Regions from separate parts of the Homo sapiens genome. Here region 2 is linked to region 1. Evidence: chromatin contacts called from ENCODE Hi-C data. All regions are on one chromosome and are shown on one strand. Each heading gives the region's core, a stretch centred on a gene start or an enhancer-like site at or near the end of the contact. The rest is flanking DNA. Distances are from core to core; before and after follow the strand shown.

What was found. A loop is a pair of places that touch in the nucleus more often than their neighbours do.
Region 2: a map of heart right ventricle shows a loop between it and region 1 (2.1-fold over the local background). The contact joins the enhancer-like site here to the promoter of LINC01748 in region 1. A Hi-C loop is called at or near these places in 1 of 168 maps with a recorded cell type or tissue (heart right ventricle).

Annotation. Positions count from the first base shown.
Region 1 is chr1:60,619,756-60,624,007 of GRCh38, forward strand. It overlaps LINC01748 (long intergenic non-protein coding RNA 1748), which reads right to left and starts at 2,930. Exons shown (of 8, transcript NR_146508.1): 1 at 2,742-2,930.
Region 2 is chr1:60,744,257-60,748,779 of GRCh38, forward strand. The region is part of intron 1 of LOC101926964 (a long non-coding RNA gene); the gene reads right to left. Among named protein-coding and RNA genes, the nearest start is that of LINC01748, 120 kb to the left of the region's middle. Within about 2 kb of position 2,340, at least 5 of the 41 ENCODE cell types and tissues checked have a DNase peak (open chromatin) inside an H3K27ac peak, as active enhancers do; they include heart right ventricle, where a contact is called at or near this core.

The sequences.
Region 1 (4,252 bases), core at 1,680-4,179:
AAATACCTAGGCCCCTAGGCTGAAGCTGAAATTCAGACACTTAAATGACTTCACTAAGTAAAATTTTCCTAAGTTATGGAACTTTATCCTTGCTGGCTCAGTTTGAAACACTGATGTTACGGAAACTATATTTTTGGTCATTCCTCTAGGAATCATGAAAATTGTGACATTTATAAAACTTTGTATTTATAAACAAAACTGTATAAATTGGAGGCATCCAACTAGACCCCACCCATCTTCCCCATTTAACTACTTAGTCAAGAAACTTGAAAATTAAGTCCCACAAACCACAAATATAATAACCAAATATAAATGTTATAACTCTTTGACAATCTTTTAATATTCATTTCCTCATCTGTAAAACAGGGAAAAATATCCGACAGAGTTGACATAAAGGTTAAATGAGACAGTGTCTTTCTAGCAATGTACTAGCATGGGGTAAGCTAAGTCGATTATTTTACAAGCTTTTTCTTCTCTCTCAGAAACATTATGTACTTTAGGCTTCCTCTCAGGAAGTTCGGATTGAAATAACATTTATAGATGAGCTAAGTCAGAGGATTGGCCTAAATTCACATAGCTTAGTAACTGCCACTGCCGGGGGCCCAACGCGGGCTTCCTGACTCCACATCCTGCTCGTCCATTACACCTGTGGTCTCTCACCTTCAGGCAAAGAGTGCTAAGATTTCAGTTCAAGTATTTTATTCTACTTTTGGGTATTTAAGCAAATGAATTTTGTAAAGAATTGAGAAAGAACTGAAAATAACAGTGAACATTTGAAGGCATTATAAGATGTGTAAAAGTAATGACAAGCAAATTTGAAATAACAAGACATGAATTTTGGTTGGTGACTGCCCTGACGCCAGCTTGGCGAGTTGGGTAAGTCAGTTAAGCAAAAGGCACAGCAATTATGTTATGTGCAAAGCGGAATTTTTTTCTTGTCCTACAGGAAGAGGGAATGAATTCATTTTCTGAGCACCTATGTTCAGGCACTTCACAAGCATTATATTAATTAATTCTTATAACAGTCCTGCTCCGTGTGTATTATTATCCCTATTTTTTCTGACAAGAAATCTGGGGTCTAATAATTTAATTTGTCCAGGCTCACAGAATTAGTACCTGCGATTCCCACTACCCTAGACTGTTCTACCTGCCTTAAAAGATCACTGTGAGATAAAATGAAATAAGAGATGAGAACAAACATGTCACACTGTCCAAAATGTGGTACTACTGGTGAATAGTCCTCAGCTGCGAAGTCAGTAAACTTGACTTTAAAGTTCTTACCTCTCCACTTACTATTAATAAGTGTACAGGTTTGTCAACATCACTTCACTTCTCTGAACCTCAGTTTTCTCAACAATAAATGGGGCACAAGATTACAGGCATCGATGCCTGCCTTACAGACTGTTAGGAGACTCCAGCAAGACAGCAATTGTAAAAACCCTTTGTGCTCTGTAGAGCCCTATACAAATGTGTGCTATTATTATTATTGCTATTACCATTATTATTACACCATGTTCTTTGGGCAAGACATTTATGTTAAACTGACACAGCACATAATTGGAGTGCTCAAGTTAAATAAATGAAGTCAGCTGTCTGACTCCTTTAAGATAAATGATGTTATTATAACATAATTGTATAACCCCATATAGCTTACAGCAGCAAAAGGATGTGTATTTCACATGCCCTCCTATAATTACATCCCCATTATAATTTTGCAGTTAGTTGCGATGAGCTCTGGTCATGAAAACATGCCAATTTTGTATGGGATTGAAGTCTGCCTAATTTTAGCAAATTGAGAGTCACACAAAAGAAAAGAGATAAATACTATGTTGTTATTTTTCATTAGAGAATTGCTATATTAAGAGGCTGCGATCCAGCTGTGTTTGTTTAAATAAAAGTGTGATTTGAATACCTCCTACAGCTAATGTTCCTGCCAATGAATAAAAGATAAAAATGCGGCTCTCGTTGGATGGGAGTCTCTGCGTTCTAGCTGACTCGGAGATTTATTGTTCCACATAAGGAAGTTGAAAGCGTGGAGGGCAGACCACACGCAGCGGCCTTTTGTGTATTGTTTCAAGCCGTATCACTAATAGATTTCTTCCACCGAGGCTCCCAGCAATTCAGCTGTGCTCAAATGCTCCACTTAACTGTGAAAAAAAATAATAATAAAATAGTAATTATGCCTAAATGGCAAATGCAGCCCAGCTCAATGCCACAAGGAAGAAAGTAAACAGGAACAAATACTATTCAGAGAAGAAATGCTGTATTTTAATGCTGGTGATAATGGATTTAAGCCTCATTTTTCTTTCAAAGACTCCTCTCACTCATATCCCAGTGCCTCTCTTTCCCCTGTGTCTCCCCTAAAAACTAGCAATATTCTCCTGACATTCATTCTCCTCAAGCCAGCCACCTCAGAATGAAAGAAATGTGATATCCAGGCTATAGTGCAATTCCAAAGCGTGTGGAGTGATATTCTAGGAGCTTGGCATACCAGGATATAAGCAGGGTTAAAATCTCCACCCTCAAGCAGATCACAGTCTAATGATGGATGTAAGATATGCGTTCCCCATTCTCCAAACTGCTATCTTTTTGAAAAATGTCATTATCTCACTGCTTGCTCTTGACCACTCAATTCCTGCCAAATTCCACTTTTCATCTTAAAGTAGCCATAGCAGACTTCTTATAGACACACACACACACATACACACACGTGCGTGGACACACAGCATGCTATCTCTTACCTCAGGCCTTTGCAAGCACTGCCTACCTTCTCTACTGACTTTTCTTCCCTCCCTTACCCATGTAGCAGACTCCTACTCATTTTCATGATTCAATTCAAACACTGTTTCCCAGAAATCTTCCCTGCTCCACCCACGGGTGCTCCAAATGTGGGATGAGCAGACCTCCTCTCTGTTGCAAAGACGCACTGCATAATCTGTCTTGCTGATCCTCAGCTCAGGAGGCTGGAGTGGGCTGGAGAGACATGCATCATGTGTTTCCCAACCCCATTCTGGAGCACAGGGAGCATATTTCTTCCTTTCTCTCTTTTATCTCCCCACCAATCTTTATCATCCACCAGAATCACAGCCATCATGAGCAACTGTCACTGATAGGAGTGCATTTTCAGATGAGTTAGAGCTGGAATAAGGAGACCTATAGTTGACTGAAATGTTCTGTTTGTTTCTCTGTCTCCCCATTAAGCCTCTGAGGGTGGAAACTGTATCATTTCACCCCTACAACTTCAGGGCCCCTAACACTGACTAGAAATTTATAGATGTGTAGTATGATGGATGGATGGATGGGTGAATGGATGGATGGATGGGTGAATAGATGAATGGATAATAAAACATAATTTAGGAAAGGAGACTGGTGACATACGAAAAGTGAAAACAACTGCAATGAGAGCCAAAATGAGGGACAGTTCATTTACAGAGGGAAAATAATGAAGGATCCCTACAGAAAGAGTGACCGCAGAGGTAAGACTTAAAAGATCTTGTGATTAGGAACAAAGCATCCCAGGCAGAGGGTACAATGAAAGTAACGACTGAACAAACACACAAGAACCTACACTATCCAAAGGGTCCAGTTACTTTAGAAATCAACACTTAATTTTTTCCAGTAATAACCAACCTCTGAGAACTTAAGAAACAATCTTCAAGACCTACCTGCATAGATAATGAAAAAAAAATCAGTTTCAGATGGTTTTGTTTCACTGTTTTTGTAAAACCCAACTCTGGCTAACTAGCTTGATTTTCCACCTTTCTGTTCTTTCAAAGGCTGAATACATATGATTCACATCTACAGTATGTGCTCAGTATACTGAATGAAGTGACTGAACTAATAAACTCAAAATTACCATCACTGGAGACAATAAAAGTGTCACATCACTTCATCAGAGTCACCACTTCATGGTGAAGAAGAATTGCTTGGTTTGAGGTTGGGGGAGAAGTCCCCCTTATTGACTGCTTAATTCTGTGCACATTATTTAATCTTGCTGAGCTTCCATTTCCTCTTCTACAAATGACATTAAAAACAGTTGCATCTAAGGCTATTGTTGAAATCAAATGAGACAACTATTAGGTTAAACCACATGAAATTGCCATTTGATAGGTGAAAGAGCAGCAATTTTATGTGGTTCAATCTAATGGAACAGTGATTAGAATATGATAAATGCTCAATTTATGTTAACAATAAATCTTTATTGTGTATACATGATAAATACTAGTTTAAACCCTATTTATATCATTTAGAA
Region 2 (4,523 bases), core at 1,090-3,589, 120 kb after region 1:
AGCTTAATTTGTGTTTTCAAAGACAGGTGTACAAAACAATACTCTATAAAAATCACAATGCTAATCTCTTGGAGGAATAATTTTTTTTTTTTGAAACAGAGTTTCACTCTTGTTGCCCAGGCTAGAGTGCAGTGGCACGATCTCAGCTCACTGCAACCTCCACCTCCTGGGTTCAAGCAATTCTCCTGCCTCAGCCTCCCTAGTAGTTGGGATTATAGGCATGTGCCACCATGCCTGGCTAATTTTGTATCTTTAGTAGAGATGGGGTTTTTCCATGTTGGTCTGGCTGGTCTCAAACTCCTGACCTCAGGTGATCCACCTGCCTCAGCCTCCCAAACTGCTAGGATTACAGATGTGAGCCACTGCACCCAGCCGGGAGGAAGAATTTTAGATGAGATTTTACTTTTTTTCTGTGAACTTTTCACTAGAACCAGATTCTGTGCTGGTTTCTTGATTTTTATTCTTAGCATGTACCATATTTGGGAAAAAAATAGCAAAGATGACATTCTTTTTAAAAAGATTTTCATACAATTTTAAAAAAATAAAATTGATTTTGGCTCCCATAACCACTCTGGTTGGTTTGTGACAGTTGTCTGGAACACCATGTTAAAATGGATTCTGAGCTCCACAGAAAACAATTATCTGATAGATCAGTAAATCTGCCATGGCCGCCAAGAAGGAGTGAGGTCATACAGCCTATATGTATAGACTGTGGTCATACATACAATCATATAGTCAACATTCCAACAGTCTAATAAAAATAAGACTGAAATTTTGTGTATAACAATTAAAGAAGTCAAGTGAGGACAGCTGTCTACATCATTCACTCAATAAAAGTTGACTAATCCAAGACTTACATAGGCTAGATAGTTTACATACATCTAGACAGTACAATTTATAGGCAACCATAAAAAGAGGAAAAATGATGATTGTATTATACTAATCTCTCTATTAGCAAATATATAAAATTGCTATAATATAAAATAGTTAAAAAACAGAAAGTTAGGACCGAATTAATGTAGAACCCTCTGTCATTCTAAGAATAAGTAGTTTTCATTCATAGATACATAAACTATGTGGAAAAAAAGGTCCATACATATCCTTGAGAGAGGCCTTTTCAATAAAATTCTAATTTTATGTTTAATAATTATTTGTCAACATTTATAATGTATATGGTATTTTTATCAAATGGGAACTATGAATAATTAGAGTGATAACACAATCCAGAAGAGAGAATATTAAACTTAATTCTGGATGGTACCAAGATTTTTTTAAAATTATGTTTCAAAGAGGGAAAAAAAACACACAAGTAAAGAATGAGTACATTTAAATGATTTCATCATCTTGTCACCCTACAAATGCTTACTGAAGCAAATGCAGACCAGGTTCTGTGCTGGTTGCTGGAAGCATAGAGATAAATGCAACACGGCTCTGGCTAGGAAGGGAAACAGGGCCTGAGAAAACTGTCACTGTCACGTAGTTGAAAGGAAAACCAGGAGAGAACTGTGGCAGGAAGAAGTTTTAAAAAGTGGCCACCAAAAAGTGATAAGTTGGTGAGGTGACAAATGTGTTCATTAGCTTGACTGGATCTTTACACCATGCATACTTAGATCAAAACATCACACTGTGCCTCATACATAAATGTACAAAATTATTATTTGTCTATTAAAGATGCATTTACATTTTTTAAAATAAATAAATTTAGACTACAATTATGGTTCCATAACTGAAAATATACTAAAATTTTGAGATGATTTTAAAAATAATAATCACACATGACTGGTAAGCTCTGCAGCTGAAAGGAAAAAAATGAGGTGAAATTGAGACTGCTATTAGGCGGTCACTGGGTGTTTCAGTGGAGCGGTAAGCAAAATTATTTGTTCTTCAGTAATCTAGGACTGACTTGCAAAAGGCTATGATTAAGTTAAACATTTTGTATTCACAGGTCACAGAGTAAGGGACATTTAATGGAGGGTAGGGGGATCTCTAAACCCACCTCAGTGTTATCCACATCTAGAAAATCAAATGTACAACACAGATGCTGGGAATTTCTGGCAGGGAAACCTGGGGCCAGAGAGGAGAGCTGGCTCGGTGGACAACACCAGCTGTAAGCACACTCCGGTGAATTTTCCTGGACCAAATTTCCTGGGATCCAGGATGAAAGGAGGTTTTAGGGCTGCCTAGCAACACTATGTTTATACAATGGTCCAAGAACATGGAGAGAAGAAGAGCAAAAATACAAAAATCTGTTTCTGGAGAGGGGCTGCCAGGGTGACTATCAGGCGGCCCCAGCCTGGAGCAGGCCTCCCCAGGCCGAGCCCGGGCATGTGACACCCAGACTCCGCAGGCTGTGTGACATGGGAAACAGGCCTGGTGGGTCCCAGATTGCCCCAGCGCCCGCCACTAATCACAGCCATCCTCGGCTTCTCCATTGTTTTCACAGCTGTTCAACCGCTCCTGCTCAGTAAGGGGACAGACAGGCCGACTCCAAATCATGGAGTAGAAAATAACACTCTGTCGCCGTCTCAAAAAAAAAAAGAAAAGAAAAGAAAAGAACACTCTGGCCAAAGAAAGGGTGCACAAAAAAGGATTTTATTGGTGGGGGCGGGGCAGGGGGATGGTGTCAGGGAGATGGGAAACGTACAAAACTCTTAACCCTTTTATTGGCTTGATCAAATGTGACTGTTTTCAAAAGAGAAGAGACAGAATTCAAATTGTTTTGTAGTTCAACATTTTAAGGATTAGATTTTTCCAACTGAGATCATATTTGCCCATAAAATTACCAATGGAAATGGTACCCATTTCTCCAGGCAAGACCACAAAAGCCTACTTAATTATCCATGTATTTAGTTATACTCACCAACCTGAGAGATGAGAACCTAGATCAGAGAACAGAGAGGAGGAAACAATATTTTTTAATATGAAAATGTATAGATTGCTTGCTGTGTACTCAGTACATTATGTATACAACATCACAATCCACACCCTCAAGCTATGAAGTAGGTAATTACCTCATTTTACATATGAGGAAACTGAGGCAGTAACTTGCCCAAAGTTACAGAGCTACAAAGAGGCAGGGACATTATTGTAAGAGAGGCAATCTAATTCACAAATCAAGAGCCTTAATCACTACGTTACACTGCTTCCTTTAATACCTCGATATTGGTTTCCTAAGGCTGCTGTAATGGATTACCACAAATGTGATGCCTTAAAATAACGCAACTATGTTATCTTACAGTATGGAGGTCAGAAGTCCAAAATTAGTTTCACTGAGCTAAAATCAAGATGTTCCTTCTGGAGACTCTAGGGGAGAATCTGTTTTCTTGTGTTTTCCAAATTCTAACAGCTGCCAACATTCTTTGGCTCGTGACCTCCTTCCTCCATCTTCAAAGCCAGCAGTGTAGCACCTTCTCCCTCTCTAGTTCCAAACTTCCATCTTCACTGTCTCTTATAAGGACCCGTGACTACATTTAAGGCCCACCTGGATCATTAAGGATAACCTAGCCATTTCAAGGTCTTAATCATCTTTGTGAAGACCCTTTTGCCATGTAAGGTAACATATTCACATGTTCCAAAGACATGAGGGGTCCCTTACTCCACCTACCACAACCCCTAATAATGTATGTGTATTTTAACTAGTACAGTCACCATGCCATGTTATGTATGTGTATACATACATGTCTATGTTCTCCTCACAATCATACTGCAATTGTTTTCAGGACAGGGACCATGTTCCACTCATCTTTAAATCTTTAGTTCCTGATAAACACAAAGTAGGCACCCATAAATTGTTGTATTTGACCAATGAATGATGAATAAATTTCAGTATGACAATTTTGAGTTAACATACATGTCATTTATAACAAAAAAATGAACATATGTTGACGGTCAGTAACCAACATCAAGTGTACTGAATGGTTCTCTCCTCCTGCCCTTACCAAATCCTGCTGTGATAGGCCTCTTTCCTTTGCTCAGACTGTCCTCCTGCCTTGGATGTCCTTCCTGCCTTTCTTGTCTTGATTAATTCCTGCTTGTCCTTTCAGACTCAGGTCAGGGGTTTCTTCTCTTAGAAAGCCTTCTCTGACACACACACATACACACACACACACACACACACACACACACACACACACACCTGGCTGGAAGTAGCTCGCTAGAGCTGCTTGTGCATATTTTGTCTCCTTATTTGAAACATCCCGTTGATAACTATGGTAGGAGTATTTACACCACAGAAATTGGCAAATACTACAACTCAGGGTTTTTCCTTCCAGAAAGCCATTATTAAATATTTATACCACACACCCCATGGCTTAGTTCCTCACTCTTGACTTGTATACCAATAGTGTCCCCCCTACTTACCTCTACCACACTATTGTCTCATTGTCTTTGAACCTTTTATTTATATGCTGGTTATCCACACTTGCTAGGTGCCCACTAAAGGCGGAAACTCTTTCTCTCTTTCTCTATGCCTAGCATACAACAAAGTTCCTAACAGGCACTAGATTTTCAGTAAATATGGAAAG